Linked DNA regions of Homo sapiens: region 1 is linked to region 2. Evidence: chromatin loops called from intact Hi-C (ENCODE). Cell type or tissue: heart right ventricle. All regions are shown on one strand. Region 1 overlaps TBC1D5 (TBC1 domain family member 5). Region 2 overlaps TBC1D5 (TBC1 domain family member 5).

Evidence for each region. A loop is a pair of places that touch in the nucleus more often than their neighbours do. Peaks named below come from ENCODE experiments on the same cell type or tissue, not always from the same donor. Only the 100,000 strongest peaks of a DNase experiment are listed, where the experiment ranks them.
Region 1: it touches region 2 in a loop (8-fold over the local background); 91 of 110 quality-filtered maps call a loop at or near these places.

Annotation. Positions count from the first base shown.
Region 1 is chr3:17,255,538-17,263,537 of GRCh38, forward strand. It overlaps TBC1D5 (TBC1 domain family member 5), which reads right to left. Exons shown (of 23, transcript NM_001349074.2): 16 at 2,969-3,054. Among named protein-coding and RNA genes, the nearest start is that of PLCL2-AS1, 200 kb to the left of the region's middle. In heart right ventricle, CTCF peaks have their summits at 3,492 (motif pointing right) and 3,692; no DNase peak of the experiment used is centred here.
Region 2 is chr3:17,408,891-17,416,890 of GRCh38, forward strand. The region is part of intron 4 of TBC1D5 (TBC1 domain family member 5); the gene reads right to left. Among named protein-coding and RNA genes, the nearest start is that of TBC1D5, 330 kb to the right of the region's middle. In heart right ventricle, a CTCF peak has its summit at 4,237 (motif pointing left); no DNase peak of the experiment used is centred here.

The DNA of each region.
Region 1 (8,000 bases), 150 kb before region 2:
TACATTAATGATATTATATTTTGCCAGTTACATCCACTACAAATATTTTCCTAATTTTTGGTTTGTCTTTTGATTCAGTTTATTTTTTACATATCTACTTTAAAATATGTGTTGTATAGTAAAATCCATTAGTTGTTCCTTTGTGATTTTCTCCATTAAAGGTTAAAACATCTTCACACTATTATTATTTGTCAATTAAAAATTTTAAAATAAGATTTAGGCCGGGCGCAGTGGCTCACGCCTGCAATCCCAGCACTTCGGGAGGCTGAGGTGGGCAGATCACGAGGTCAGGAGATTGAGACCATCTTGGCTAACACGGTGAAACCCCGTCTACTAAAAATACAAAAAATTAGCCAGGCGTGGCAGCGTGCGCCTGTAGTCCCAGCTACTTGGGAGGCTGAGGCAGGAGAATGGCGGGAACCCGGGAGGCGGAGCTTGCAGTAAGCCGAGATTGCGCCACTGCACTCCAGCCTGGGCGACAAAGCGAGACTCGGTCTCAAAAAATAAAAACAACAAAAAAAATTTGAAATAAGATTAAAAAGTCTTCAAGTAACTATTGGTCAGATTATTGGTCAGATAGGCACTTGCATTTTTATTTTTATGTTTGCTTGTTTCAGTGCACTTTGGAATTTACTTTTGTGTGTGGTTGATACTTTTTCAAAGATTTGCCAATTTTCCCAGCACCGTCTATTAACTATTTCCTTGCTTACTGAGTTGTGACGTCTTCTGCTTCAATTACTACATTTTATTTAGTTGAATTTCAATGTTAAGCTTTGCAATTGCAAAAGACGACAAAAAGTGTTCCTTCCAATCTTCAAGATACTTTGCACAAGAATCTCAATGTGTTTATATATATATAATATATATATAAACTCATTGTGTTATATATATAATATATATATAAACTCATTGTGTTATATATATATAAACTCAATGTGTTATATATATATAACAAAACCAACATTTTGTGGAAGAAAAATGCAGGGAGAGAAGGCTAAAGAGAAGAAAATCATGAAGGGGAGAAAATAATGGGTACAATACATTTCCTGTGGTGGAGAAAAAGGTGTTGAAAATATTTCAAAAAATTCATATAACAAATATGTGTTGAGTGCCTTCCCTATACCAGTCATCATTGTCCTAGGTGCCATGAAGTGGTGAATAAGACAAAAGCCTGCCCTCAGGGGCTTAGATTTTAGTGGAGACGTTGGGGAGACAGATTATAAATACACAAATGAATTATATAACTTCAGTTCATGATGATGGGATAGAGTGAATAGGGGAGGTGAAGACAGGCAGGAGGTTAAGAGTGGCCTCTCTGAGATGACATTTAGGCTGAGCTTTAAATCATGAAGAGGCATGGGAAGATGGGGGTGGCAGAAGTGCTCTAGCAGGAGGGAGGAGTTAGGTGCACAGGCCCTAAGCAAGGGCAAATAACAGAGAAGGCTGATGTGGCTGTAGCATGAGAATGAAGAGAAGGAGAGAGTGGAAGGAGATAAGGTCAAAGAGATAGGAAAGGGCTTCAGGAAGAAGACTGGATAGCCAGTGGCAATAGGAAGCCTTTGGAGATGTTTACATGGAGGTATGATATAACCTGTTATAAATTGACATTTAGTTGGCTGTTGTGTAAAAAATAATCTTGTGGGGGTTGGGAGGGAGGGGAAGACAAAGGATTCCAGCTAAAAAGGTCTTGTATAAAGAAAAAGACTAACATACTTTGTTCTTTTAAACATAACAAAACTAAATATCTGACATAATGGGAAGAAATATAAGTGACTAGGGTGTAAGACTACTGAAGGCAGGGATTTTGGTCTGGGTTTTTACTGGGCATCTCCTGTGTTTAAAATAATCAATCTGGCAGTCATTAAAACTCTGTTGAATGATCAAGTGACTATAGCAAATAAATTTTTATTTGTGTAACAAGACTCAGATGAAATGAACAAACAGAAAAGAGCTTCAGATAAGTCTCATGAGCTACAGAACTGGTCTCATAATTGCATGGTACATCAATATATGGAGCAAACAGATTTCAATCAGAGATGGGGAGTTTTATAACAACATTACACTAAGACAAGGTTCAAATTTCAAGTTTAAATTTAGCCATTTTGTTGTAAACTTCTTCTCATCCCTTAGACTATGAGTTCCTATGCAGCAGGAATTATAACTTATTTTTAACTCTCCAGTAACAGCAGAACACATTGTGTATATGTATTCCATAAATGTATATTTAGGCTCTTGGAATTCTACTGAAGAAAAGCTAACACATAGGCAAAATGCTTGAGGAAGAAAATTCGGACAACTTGGCAGCATTTATCATTACTAACATTTTAGTCTTCCAGAGTAAACTTTGAAATTACATTCTAATTTGAAATGATTCTGGTTTGACAAGTTAACTCTTGAGACATCTCAATATGATATTATGAAAGAACAAAACCATTCATCAACCCTTTCTGCCAATGTTAACTTCTTTAAAAAGTAGGATTTTAATGTTTTTTATTCCTACAGTGACCCTTAAAATTTCTATGTATGCAATCACAAATGTACACACAAGATGCATTTATAAGCTTATTGTGTAGTTCTAAAGACAGTTGGGAAACACATTTTTAATTTTGTTACTGAAATAATTTAAAAATATATTATAAAACTGTCTCTTTTCAATCAACAGCAAAAATCTAGAAAGAGATTATACAAGTAGGCACAATTTATGCAAGTTTATTCATGTTAGAAAAATGAAGTTGCCTAACTTCAAATTGTAACAAGTACTCTTATATTTATTTTTCGTCTTACCATTGACATCAATATATAGCATTTTTTATGCCTTTAAAATAACTTGGGTAATTTATTTAACAAAGATTCCTTATGTACATATGCTAAAATCTGGAAAATTGTTTTCAGCAATATGTAAAATTTCCTGATGATCTCTGAGACTACCTTTGTGATTTATAACTATCATCAGAAAAAGGGGACTTACCGGCTTTTATTCATGAGGTCTGCTCCTCGTGCTTTGTAATAATCTAAATTTGGATGGAATTGATAAGTCACTGGTCTTGGATTTCTCTAAAAAAAAATACATTTTTAAAAAGCTAGTTAAATGATTTAATCCATTAACATATAAGAGGACAGCAATGATCATTTTAATATCCCTTCAGAAAAGAATATGTATAATATAAAGTTTAATAATTAGTGTGATTGGGTTTTGCTTTTATTAAATTATTCCTTACTTCTGATTAAACACAAAAATTATTTATTTTTTCCTCTCTCATAGTTAATATTTATTCATCATTAGATTTCTGATGACTTCAAAATAAAATTTTCAAATATAACTTTCCTAAAATATGATGAATAAAATTATAATAACATCTAAAAACTATATGAGATGTAACACAACCACAAACTATGCCAAGGGATGGAGAGACATAAGGTGTCAAGGTAACTGCATTTCGGGGGAAGAGAAAGTCATTAGTTTTTTATGACCAGAATGCTAAATGTGTCCACTAGATGGCACACTGAGACTTTCTTGTTCCAAAATGAGTTATTTTCAGAATTCAGCAATTCTTTTAAAGTTAGCAATTTCTATGTCATCTATCCTTATTTATGAGTTTAATAAATGGTCAAAATATGCCAGGTAGTAGAAATATTACCAGGATAACCATTACTATACAAAAGCAAATTGACCAATGCACATTTTCACAAAAGTAGCAAAAACACTGCCCTTTCTAGAATGCAACATTATTTATAAACATTGCAGAAATGTCCTTGAATCATTAGGTCCACGGTGTCTGTTTATATGTGTTGCTATTATTTAAACATATCTATTATTTAAATGTTCAAATCCCTCACAGGCGAGTAAAAATTAAACAAATATACTTCTGCTTTACAAAAACCAATCATGTTTACAGCATAATTTAAATGAATACCATAATCTCTAAAATGTTAAATTACATATATTTACCATAAAAAGTTTTTAAAACCTTATAAATAAATGTGTTCTAATGTTTACCTGGGCAGATAATTCAAGTTAATAATTAGGTTTTTGAACCAAGGCATGCACTTCCTTTGAGATACATATCTGGACACGGAAAAGCTGCATATTATCTTAATAGAAAATTACCAATATGCGCAGAAATCAATCCTTGGAGACATAATTCCAAGGCACTGATACACTTGCATGCAGGCACGGGGGGGGTTGCGGGGGGATATAATTGCTAAGGTTAAACAGTTTGAAATTCATCAAGCGAACAAGCCGCATTTAATGGCCATGATGGACCTTTTCTTTTTCTGCTGAAAGGAGAATATTTATACAGCTCAACCCTTTCATATCTCTTCCAAGCCAGCCCTAATCATCTGACAAAAATGACAATCCCTTGATTTAGCTCCAGCTACTACTCCACTGGTTTGGTATTCAACACAGTTCTACAATAATCAAATCTGAATTGCCTTGATGAAGATAACTGATGCTTCCATGACGACCATACTATTAAGTCTAACAGTGCAACTTTTCTCTCTCTAGGAATTACATAGGTTTTCTCATGGTAGCTGATGACAACCTGGACCCAAGTATAATGGGAAAATAAAATAGAGGTTAAGGCCACTGGCAGATTGACAGTGCATTCATGATGTATTTTAAAAATTAACTTTCGCAGGACTATCGCTCATGACTAATTTTGCCCTTTATTCTCAGTACCTGGAAATACATTTTGTTTCTGCTAATAAAAAAAGACCCCTTTTCTCTGACTTCCAACAAACTACTAAAGGATTATGTTACTTTTTGCCATAAAATAATGAAAGAAGGGATCACATGGAGCAATTACTTGAAACATCTTTATAAAGAAATGACAAGCAATTCAAGACACAGAGTGCTGATCTATCTAAGCACTTAAAGCCATTATTAGGAATAATGATCTAACTTGAACATATAAATGAGGCTCAAGTATTGCTTTCACTGAGGCCTATTTAAATTCCTAAGAGACTTACTGGTATCAAAGGGAGAGGTAGTTTAAAGTACCACTGTACTGGAAACAAAAAAAAGAATCAAAAGATGATGTTGAAAAACAGCATTTGAAATGTGAAGAAAATAAAATCAGAGGTTATGGTTGAAAGTTATTCTTTTCTGTTGGGAAGACAGTGATGTTTCTAAAACATAAATATACAGACATATAGATGGATCTAGACCAGCACTGTCCAACAGTGGGTCACAAATATAAATTTCACCTATAATTTAAAATTTTCTAGTAGCCACATTTAAAAAAGAAAATAAAAAGGAAACAAGTGAAACTAAATGTGATATTTTATTTAATTCAGTATATCTAAAATATTATGATTTTAACATGTAATCAACATATACAGTTATTAATGAGATACTTCACATTGTTCCTTTTGTACAAAGTCTTTGAAATCCAGTGTGTATTTTATACTTATGGCACATCTCAATTTGGACTAGCCACACTTCAAGTGCTAAACAGCCACATGTGGCAAGTGGCTACTGTACTGGACAGCATAAAATGAAACATCTGAAACACCCGTACACCACTACATGGCTATAAAAATCAACATCTAGACATGAACAATAAAAAGGATACCAATATTTTTATACATTAAGATTCAGTAAGTACAGTTCTTCCAATTTACCTATAATTCTTCTCTTTCAATTAAGTTAATTTTATCTCTATTAAATAAGGTTTTAAAAAGTTAAGGAATTTTGGAATACCATCTCACACAAACAACAACCAAAACAAAACCAAATTGAAACTAGGTAACAGGTTCAAATCATTGTTAAAAATACATATATAAATGTACACATAAAGGTCAATGGATAGATAACTGGGACGTACCAAAATGATATCAATGGTTTTCCTAGGGGGACAAGATTAAATGAGCGGAATTCTCACTTTATGCAATCGAAATATTTTAGAAGAGATACTTGCTCCTTTTTTGGGGGGTGGGGTGGGGTGGGGGGGGAGACAGGGTCTCATTCTGTCGCCCAGGCTGGAGTGTAGTACTGCTATCTTGGCTCATTGAACCCTTGACATCCCAGGCTCAAGTGATCCTCCCACCTCTGCCTCATTGCAGCCTTGACATCCCAGGCTCAAGTGATCCTCCCACCTCAGCCTCCTGGTAGTTGGGACTACACGCATGCACCAACATGCCTAGATAATTCTTTTATTGTTTTGTACAGATGGGGTTTTGCCATGCTGCCCAGGCTGGTCTTGAACTCCTGGAATCAAGTGAACCACCCACCTCAGCCTTCCAAAGTGCTGTTATTACATGTGTGAGACACCACGCTTGGCTAATATTTGCTTTTCTTAAAGGAGTTTTTTTTTTTTTTTCAAATAAAACTTTATAAAAATATAATGATTTCTAACCTTTAAAGTTCTGGAATCTCCTCTAAAATATAAGAGCTACTAGAATTCTATATATGTAAAACTCTATATGTAAGAAAAATCAGACCCCATGAAAACTGTGATTTCTCATTGGGCAGAACATGTTATGTCAACACTTTAACATTATGTCTTCATCTGTATTGGAACAATTGGCAATTACAGTCATGTGTTGCTTAATGATGGGGATACGTCCTGAGAAATGTGTCATTAGGTGATTTCATCATTGTGTGAGCATCACAGAATATATTTTACAAAAATCTAGATGGTATAGCTTATTACACACCTAGGTTATATGATACAGCTCATTGACCCCAGGCTACAAACCTGTACAGCATGTTACTGTATTGAATACAGTAGACAGGTACAACACAGTGGTATTTGTGTACTTAAACATATTAAAACAGAAAAGGTACAGTAAAAACATGGTATTATAATCTTATGGGACCACTATCATATGTGTGGTCTGTTGTTGACCCAAATGTCATTATGCAGTACATGACTGTATTTTAAACTCATTTTGACACAGTCGGGACTTCAACTATCATGAGCATTTCCAAAACAATGTTTTTTTTTTTTTTTTTTTTTGAGACAGGGTCTTGCTCTGTCGCCCAGGTTGGAGTGCAGTGGCGCGATCTCGGCTCACTGCAAGCTCCACCTCCCAGGTTCACGCCACTCTCCTGCCTCAGCCTCCCGAGTAGCTGGGACTACAAGCGCCCGCCACTACGCCCAGCTAATTTTTTGTATTTTTAGTAGAGATGAGGTTTCACCATGATAGCCAGGATGGTCTCAATCTCCTGACCTCATGATCCACCCATCTCGGCCTCCCAAAGTGCTGGGATTACAGGCGTGAGCCACCACACCCGGCCGACAATGTATTTTTTTTTTAAATGCGTTTGTTTTGGTGAATTTTCCTTTCGAAGAAAGATAGCAAAATGGTAATCATATCTTAACTGATATTAGTCTGTGTGCAGAGGAATACCAATTATGTTCCATGTCCTGGGAAGTTTATATAACTATACATAAAGATGTAGGCTGGGTGCAGTGGTTCATGCCTGTAATCCCAGAACTTTGGGAGGCTGAGGTAGGAGGATCGCTTGAGGCCAGGAGTTTGAGACCAGACTGGGCAAAATAGCAAGACCACAGTCTCAACAAAAAATAAAAAAAATTAGCTGGGCATGGTGGTACATGCTGCTGAGGCAGGAGGATCACTTGAATGCAGTTTGAGGCTGCAGTGAACTATGATCATGCCACTGCATTCCAATCTCGGTGACTGCGAGATCCTATCTCTTAAAAGGTAAGACAGCCGAGTATGGTGGCACATGCCTGTAGTCCCAGCTACTTGGGAGGCTGAGGCTGAGGTAGAACAGCTTGAGTCTGGGAGGAGGAAGTTGCAGTGAGCTAAGATTGTGTCACTGCACTCCAACCTGGGTGACAGAATGAGACCCTGTCTCCAAAAAAAAAAAAAAAAAAAAGAGAAAGAAAAAAAAGAAATGAAGAAAGAAAAAAGAAAAGTACAGAAATCACAAATTCAAATTCAGTTCATCCTGAGTTTACCATGCCTTTCCTAGGCCAACCAGGATGGGCCTGAAATAAGTCTTTCACAAGATTTCAGTTCATTAACTG
Region 2 (8,000 bases):
ATCTTGTGGGGCTTTTTTCCCCATTTTAATCCATTTTTATTACCTAAAATATTCTAAATATGTCCTATTTCCAAGTAGTTACGCATATATACTGATATCTCATAATGTTCAAATTTATTGTCTAGTTTTTAGCAATATTCAAAGATGAGATTAGCAATCAGTACATTACAGGAGTAGAGGCATACCTCATTTTATGTCACTTCATTTTACTGCACTTCACAGGTACTGCATTTTAATAAACTGAAGGTTTGTGGCAACCTTGCATTGAGCAAGTCTATCAGCATGTGCTCACTTCATGACTCTTGTGACATATTTTGATAATCTTCACAATATTTCCAACTCTTTCATTATATCTGTTATGGGGATATGTGATCAGTGATCTCTGATGTTACTATTGTAACTGTTATGAAGCAAAATGAACCACAACCATATAAGACAGTGAACTTACTGATAAATGTTGTATGTGTTCTGGCCATACCACTAAACAGTCCCTTGTCTCTCTCCCTCTCCTTGGACCTCCCTAATTAATAATGCTACAATGGCCTCGTACTGTTCGAGTGAAAAGAAGAGTCATAGGTCTCTTAATTTAAATCAAAACCTACAAATGATTAAGCTTAGTGAGGAAGGTACATCTAAAGCCAAGTTAGACCAAAAGCTTGGTCTCTTGCGCTAAACAGGTAGCCCAGTGGTGAATGCAGAAAAAAAAAAGTTCTTGAAGGAACTCAAAAGTGCTACTCCAGTGAACTCATGAATGATGAGAAAGCAAAACAGTCTTACCGCTGATACAGAGAAAGTTTGAATGGTCTGGATAGAAAATCAAACCAGCCACAACATTCCCTTAAGCCAAAACCTAATCCAGAGCAAAGCCCTAACTCTCTTCAATTCTGTGAAAGCTGAGAAAGGTGAGGAAGCTGCCAAAGAAAAGTTGGAAGGTAGCAGAGGTTGGTTCACGAAGTTTAAGAAAAGAAGCCATCTCCATAACATAAAATTGCAAAGTGAAGCAGAAAGTGCTGATTGAGAAGCTGCAGTAAGTTACACAGAAGATCAAGCCAAGATAACTGCTGAAGGTAGCTACAATAAACAATAGATATTCAATGTAGACATAACAACCTTCTATTGAAGGAGGATGCCATCTAGGACTTTCATAGCTAGGGACGAGAAGGCAAGGCCTGGTTTCAGAGCTTCAAAGGACAGGCTGTTCTCTTGTTACAGGATAATGCAGCTGGTGACTAAACTGAAGCCAATCTTTAACCATTCTGAAAGTCCTAGAGACCTTAAGAATTATGCCAAATCTACTCTCCTTGTGCCGTATAAATGGAATAACAAAGCCTGGATGATAGCATATCTGTTTGCAACATGGTTTACAGAATATTTTAAGCCCATTTTTGGAAACTATTGCTCAGGAAAAAAGATTCCTTTCAAAATATTATTGTTCACTGACAATACACCTCATCACCCAAGAGCTCTGATGGATATGTACAAAGAGATTAATGTTGTGTCCATGTCTGCTAACACAACATCCATTCTGCGGCCCATGAAGTGGGGAGTCATTTCTAATTTCAAGTTTTATTATTTAAGAAATACATTTCATAGGCTACAGCTGCCATATGATAGTGATTTCTCTGACAGATCTGGGCAAAGTGAATTCAAAATCTTCTGGTAAGGATTCACCATTCTAGATGTCGTTAAGAACATTAGAGATTCGTGGTGGAAAGTCAGAATAGCAACATGAACAAGAGTTTTTAAAAGGTGATTCCAATCCTCATGGATGACTTGGAGGGGTTTCAAGACTTCAGTGGAAGAAGTAACTAGATGGGGAAAAATAACAAGAAAACTAGAAGTAGAAGTGGAACCTGAAGATGTGACTTAACTGCTATAATCTCATATATATAAAACTTAAATTAGAAGTTGCTTCTTATGAATCAACAAAGAAAGTAGTTTCTTGAGATGGAATCTACTGCTGGTGAAGGTGCTGTGAATATTGTTAAAATGATATCAAAGAATTTAGAATATTTAATAAACTAAGTGAGAAAGCAGCTGCAGGGTTTGAGAAGACTGAGTCCAATTTTGAAACAAGTTCTACTCTGGGTAAGATGCTGCCAAACAGAATCTCATGCTACAGAGAAATCTTTATTGAAAAGAAGAGTCAATCTATGTGGCATACTTCACTGTTGTGTTTTTTAAAGGAATTGCCACAGTTACCCCCAACCTTCAGCAACCACCACCCTAACTAGTGGGAAGCCACAACAACAAGGCAAGACCCTCTACCAGCAAAAAGATTAAGAACTGCTGAAGGCTCAGATGATCCTTGGCATTTTTTTTTTTTGCAATAAGGTATTTTTAATTAAGGTTTATATATTTTTTAGATATATGCTATTGCATACTTAATAGATGACAGTATAGTGTAATCATAACTTTTAAATGTACTAGAAAACAAAAAATATCACGTGACTCACTTTATTCCAATAGTTGCTTTACTGCAGTTGTTTGGAACTGAATCCGCAATATCTGTGGGGTATGTATACACATCTCAAAAACCATACATATATTTAAATAGCTTGTAGTCTGTGAACAACAAGCACAGATCTCAAATGTGCAATGTTTTGAACCCAAAAGGAATCACAATTTGTGAGACACCATGCAGTTCTGTGGACTGAAAACACAAAGTATTCCAGATAAGAGAGGGAAGTATGAAGCAATGACTCCTCCAGTCTTTTCCAAAATCAGCTCCTATTCACAAGTACTAAGAAATTGTAAAAGTACAGGCACAGCTGGTGGCTAGATTCATTGCCATCTTGTCAAGTTAAGCAGGCTTTTAAGGTCAAGTTACATACTACTTATGTAATGAAGGATAATTATTTGTTAGCTTAAATAAGACCCTGTACCTTGATTACGGTGTTGGTATAGGGAAAAGAAGACTGAGGCATGTGAATTGGAAACATTATCTCTGAAATTTACAATCATTTAAATTTATTCATGGGTACTTACAGTTCTAATTAAGGCATAACATCTCAAACTGATGAACGGCTCTAACAACAGAGGAGCATAAAGGCCACATAATAATATATTAATTGTCTTTCATTTCTATTGAATAGTGTTTCATCAATAAACTGTAACACAGAGTAAATATAAACATTTATTAAGCGCCTACTATGTGCTTAGCACTCACAGGCATATTTTTTAAAACATACAAAGTTAAAGAGTGGACAGATGGATGTGTAAACCAATAATAAAATGATTACTGCAAAGCACTCTGGTAGTACAGAGGGGAAAGAAATGGTTTGATACTTCAAAATTAAAACTTAGGATATAAAATAACAGTAGCACCATAGCCACTGAAATACTACTGCAAAGAATTGAGTAGAAATGATTACTGCAAAGCCCTCTGGTAGTACAGAGGGGAAAGAAATGGTTTGATACTTCAAAATTAAAACTTAGGATATAAAATAACAGTAGCACCATAGCCACTGAAATACTACTGCAAAGAACTGAGAATCAAACATTAAACAGATTCCAGAGGGTAAACTGCTGAAAGGTTTAGCCCTTCTAGGGGAGAAGGATCAAAATGAAGGTTTTTTTACAATCACAAATATGAATGGTAGGCCTGCTCCTGAAGTTGGAGGAAGACATGATTAACAATAGAAAATATTGAGGTGTCAGTGGTGAAATATTTCAGTTTAATTTAAAAAAAAGTAGTTGCTAAACTTATTCTTACATAAAAAAATATACTTACAATGTGCCTGAAAAGCAAAAATCTGACAATAATGCCATCGAAATGCTTTTAAAAGACCCACTTATGATATAATATTTTAGGTAAATCACTTAGGGTATATATTTTTAACCCCTCTTTATGAATGAGGAAAGTAAGGTTCAGAAAAATTGAATAACTTGTCAAGAGAATAAAGAAATGAGAAATAGGAAAGACATCTTTCTGGAATAACATGGAAGTAACCACTAAAGGGAAACATGATTCTCCAGACACCAAGAGCAAAAATGACCTCTGGCAACAAGGCAATATAGAAATATACCCTTGTTTTCTTCCTCAGATTTTTAGTTTTTGAATATCAAGCCCATGGACATGCAGATAACTTTTTACTAGTTGGACTGAGAAGATAAGTTAACAACAGTCCCTGTGAGTAGTTAAGAACCTGGGTGTTTAGGTGTGCAAAACCTTAAATGGAATGGATTAGCCACCTGGACCTTGAAGATTTCCTTAACAAAGCATTAGTGCCACCTAGTGGCAATTACTCTATCTTGCAGATACTTGGTCCCTGAAAACAATCAGCATCTAAGCAGGGAAAGGTGAAGATGAGTAGGTTTCATTTCTCAGGCCAATGTTAATAGATCAGTACTGGCTGCCTTGGAAGCACCATGCTGAGAAGGACTCTGAGCTTACTGGTGTGCTCCTCAGGAAACAACACTGTAACTTATTAAATATGTAGGCCATGATTGATGCAATTATTTCTCAAAAAATAAAGTCAACTTCTGCAGCAGGAATTGATACCTTCCCTCTAAGACCTATTTGGGTAGTTAAGCTTCCTGCAATGGCTATTTTGACATGGAAAGCAATCAGAATATGTAGTGGATAAATACAGCTGATGATTATAATGAGATTATCTATTTGTAATTATATATTTTAACATATAATTAAATAGTAGTTTCCCAAGATATGCTCATAACATTGGTGTGAAACTAGTACCTTCTAAATTTGTTAATATCTTCTAAATTTAATAGTTGAAATACCTTTATAACCTACATGATGACTAATAAATTACTAAATTATGTGCTAATTTATGACTAGAAGGCTTCTGAATCATTGTCCCAAATGGTGATACACTATGGAAAACACTAATTTTACACTGTATAGGTTTATATGATGGTTTCTATCCCATTTTTAAGCTTAACATGGAAAGGAAACAATGTGTTTGTGGGCTAACTTAAGAAATCCAAATGACTACAATAATAGCAAAGAGTTCAGGGCCTACATACAGTTTAAGACTGAAGATCTCTAATCATTGGTTAAGAGGAGCTACTTAGGCTTCTACTGACAATGAAATTGCTGAGTGGTTAAGAGAAGGGATTCTCACCTTGGGGAAAGCCAAAAGTCACAGACAGTGGAAGAAAAAAGAGATAAGGTAGAAAGTTGCTTTTAGCTCTCTGGGAGGTATAGTGATAGGGAAGTGCAGCAGACAGCTCTCAGAGATGATCATGGAGTTTACAAGGTCAGCCAGTCAACCAGATCATTTCATTGCAATTCTAAGTAGTAAGATAATAGAACAAAGTGGCTACAGCAGGATGAAGCAGGATTTAAGTAGGATTAGATCAGGGTTAGATGGGTAGAATATCTGAAGCTGAGGTAGTAAAAGGTAAGAAAGCTGAACTTGATTCAAAAAGATTTATACAATTTCATAATCCTAAAGTACATGCCAATATTTTTAAAAATTGCCATATTTAGTATGATCCATTTATTTTATCAAAAAGGAGCCAGTAAATTTTTGAATCTGTTTCTAATCTATATCAAAATACATTAGTGAAAGATTTCAATCAATGCCAAGCACTGTACCATAATTCCAGTATTACATTTAAGAGTATATACTTTTAGGCCATTTTAAAGGTATGATTTTGAAAATACTATTCAAATAGAACAAGTAACATCTAACTTAAAATCAATGGAAATATGAAAAGTGTAAATTAGGTATGTCAGCATAAGACTGTAAAGTGTGGCACCAGATATGGGTAAGCTACAACATTAGGACTGCAGGTGCCAAGATCAACCAGATAAACACTGATGTTATCTATAATTACCTCATTTTTAGCTTAAATCACAGGTAATGAGGGAACTCACGAGTCTCTAAAAGGCAATTACAAACTGTACTGGCTTTTTTGCTTCCTGTACCACGAATTTTCTAAAACTTACTTTTATTTAAAGCTTTTTTCTCCTCCATAATGAAACATCAGGGCATATCTCTTATACATAAATATATATAAAAAAACAGAATGCACAATTACACACAAGCTTAAAATGTATTTTTTCATATGTCTAGGTGAAACATGTTATCATATGATAAGGCTCCACTGAAATACAGGTAAAGAATAGTTCATTGCCTAGAGGTTTGTTAAAATTACGGTCATGTTTTGATTCAGGTTTGAACTGAACTTTAAATTGAGAAACCTTGAGCCTTCACCTTAGTTTTCACAGGAACACAAAGAACTGAGTTAAAACAGTTAGTTAGGGACTGTCAAATATAATACTCTCCTTTTTATTATTTATTTATATATTTTTTGAGACAGAGTCTCACTCTATCGCCCTGGCTGGAGTGCAGTGGCGCTATCTCTGCTCACTGCAAGCTCCGCCTCTGGGGTTCAAACCATTCTCCTGCCTCAGCCTCCCCAGGTAGCTGGGACTACAGGCACCCACCACCACGCCCGGCGAAATTTTTTGTACTTTTTTAGTAGAGACGGGGTTTCACTGTGTTAGCCAGGATGGTCTCGATCTCCTGACCTCATGATCTGCCTGCCTCAGCCTCCCAAAGGGCTGGAATACTCTCTTCTTTAAAGGAAAAAACAAAACAAAAACAAACAAACAAAAAAACACAGGCATTATTTTCTTAAAAATACAGTGTGTAAGAGCTTCCAAATCCAGGGTCATATTAAAGTAGGTAAACTCAATAATCATACTTTAAAAAAGGAAACCAAGAAAAGCAGTATCACAAACTTTTTGATTTTATAACAAGCTTTTCACTTTTAATTGTATTAATAATTTAAATATATGATAAACATAATTAGATTAATAATAAAGGACTGGCATTTAGAAATGAAGTGAGAAAAGGATCCTATACCAGCAATCTCTGTGAAGTTGTCTGGAGTAAGTATATTTTATATTCCATGGTTTACTCATGCTTCCTCTATAATTAATAAGGAAAAAATCCTCTCCCTGCAGACCTTTCCTACCTTCTTCCCACCCTCACCTCACCTCATTTACTTTGATATTTGCAATAACTGGCAAGGGCTTGATATCTAACATTCTATAACATGATAAAGAATTTGCCTCACAGTCTGCAAATATAAGCCAATACTGTAAAGGAAAGGCTGGTAGAATAGAGAATAAATTACTTTCCAGTTATTTATAAATAGACATTTATTTAGCGAAACCTGATGTCCTAATTAAAAGTCAATCCTATGACTTAAAGCATGTTTTCCAATAGTGTGTTGACTAACAGGGTATTACCAAACAGAAATACATGTGTGCTTAAATACTTTCTCTAAGAAATATTAAAATCAATTATATTTTAACTGAATCCATCGTTCACTTTACAACCTCTAGATGAGCACTAAGCAAGTAAACTTTCCGAGATGACAGAAATGTTCTACATCTGACTCCCCAATATGGTAAGCACTGACCATACATAGTTACTAAGCAGTTAAAACATGGCTAGTTGCAGCTGAAGAACTACATATTGTATTTTAATTAATTGAAATCCAAATTTAAATAGCTTCATATTGCCAGTAGTTCCCATATTGGACAGGGAAGCTTAAAATGTTAAGGATGGCAACAATTCACTCATAATACACATTCAATTTTTAAAGTAACAACTATAACGTTTCAAGGGCTATAAATATACAAGTGATGCATACTCATATATAACTGGGGAAAGCAAACAAACATTAAAAGTTAAATAATACATGTGGTTAAATAAGTCAACTTAATTCCATAAGAGAGGTAACATGGCATATAATTATTCTAAATAAATGGTGCTACCAATAAGACTATTAGATATGGATATAATCTTTTCTTTTTCTTTCCCGTGTCTATCTCATTGACTCTCCCTGTGGTTTCTGTTTCTATCACTCCCTTCCCCTGCCTCCACCCACATTCCTTTTTTCACACACATACCTGAAAGTTAGAAAGGCAAATCTTTAGTGATGACAGGGTCATTTCTATTGGTTACCCCAAAATGGTCAATGCTGGAAAGAACTAGACCCAAGATTTGGATCACGAA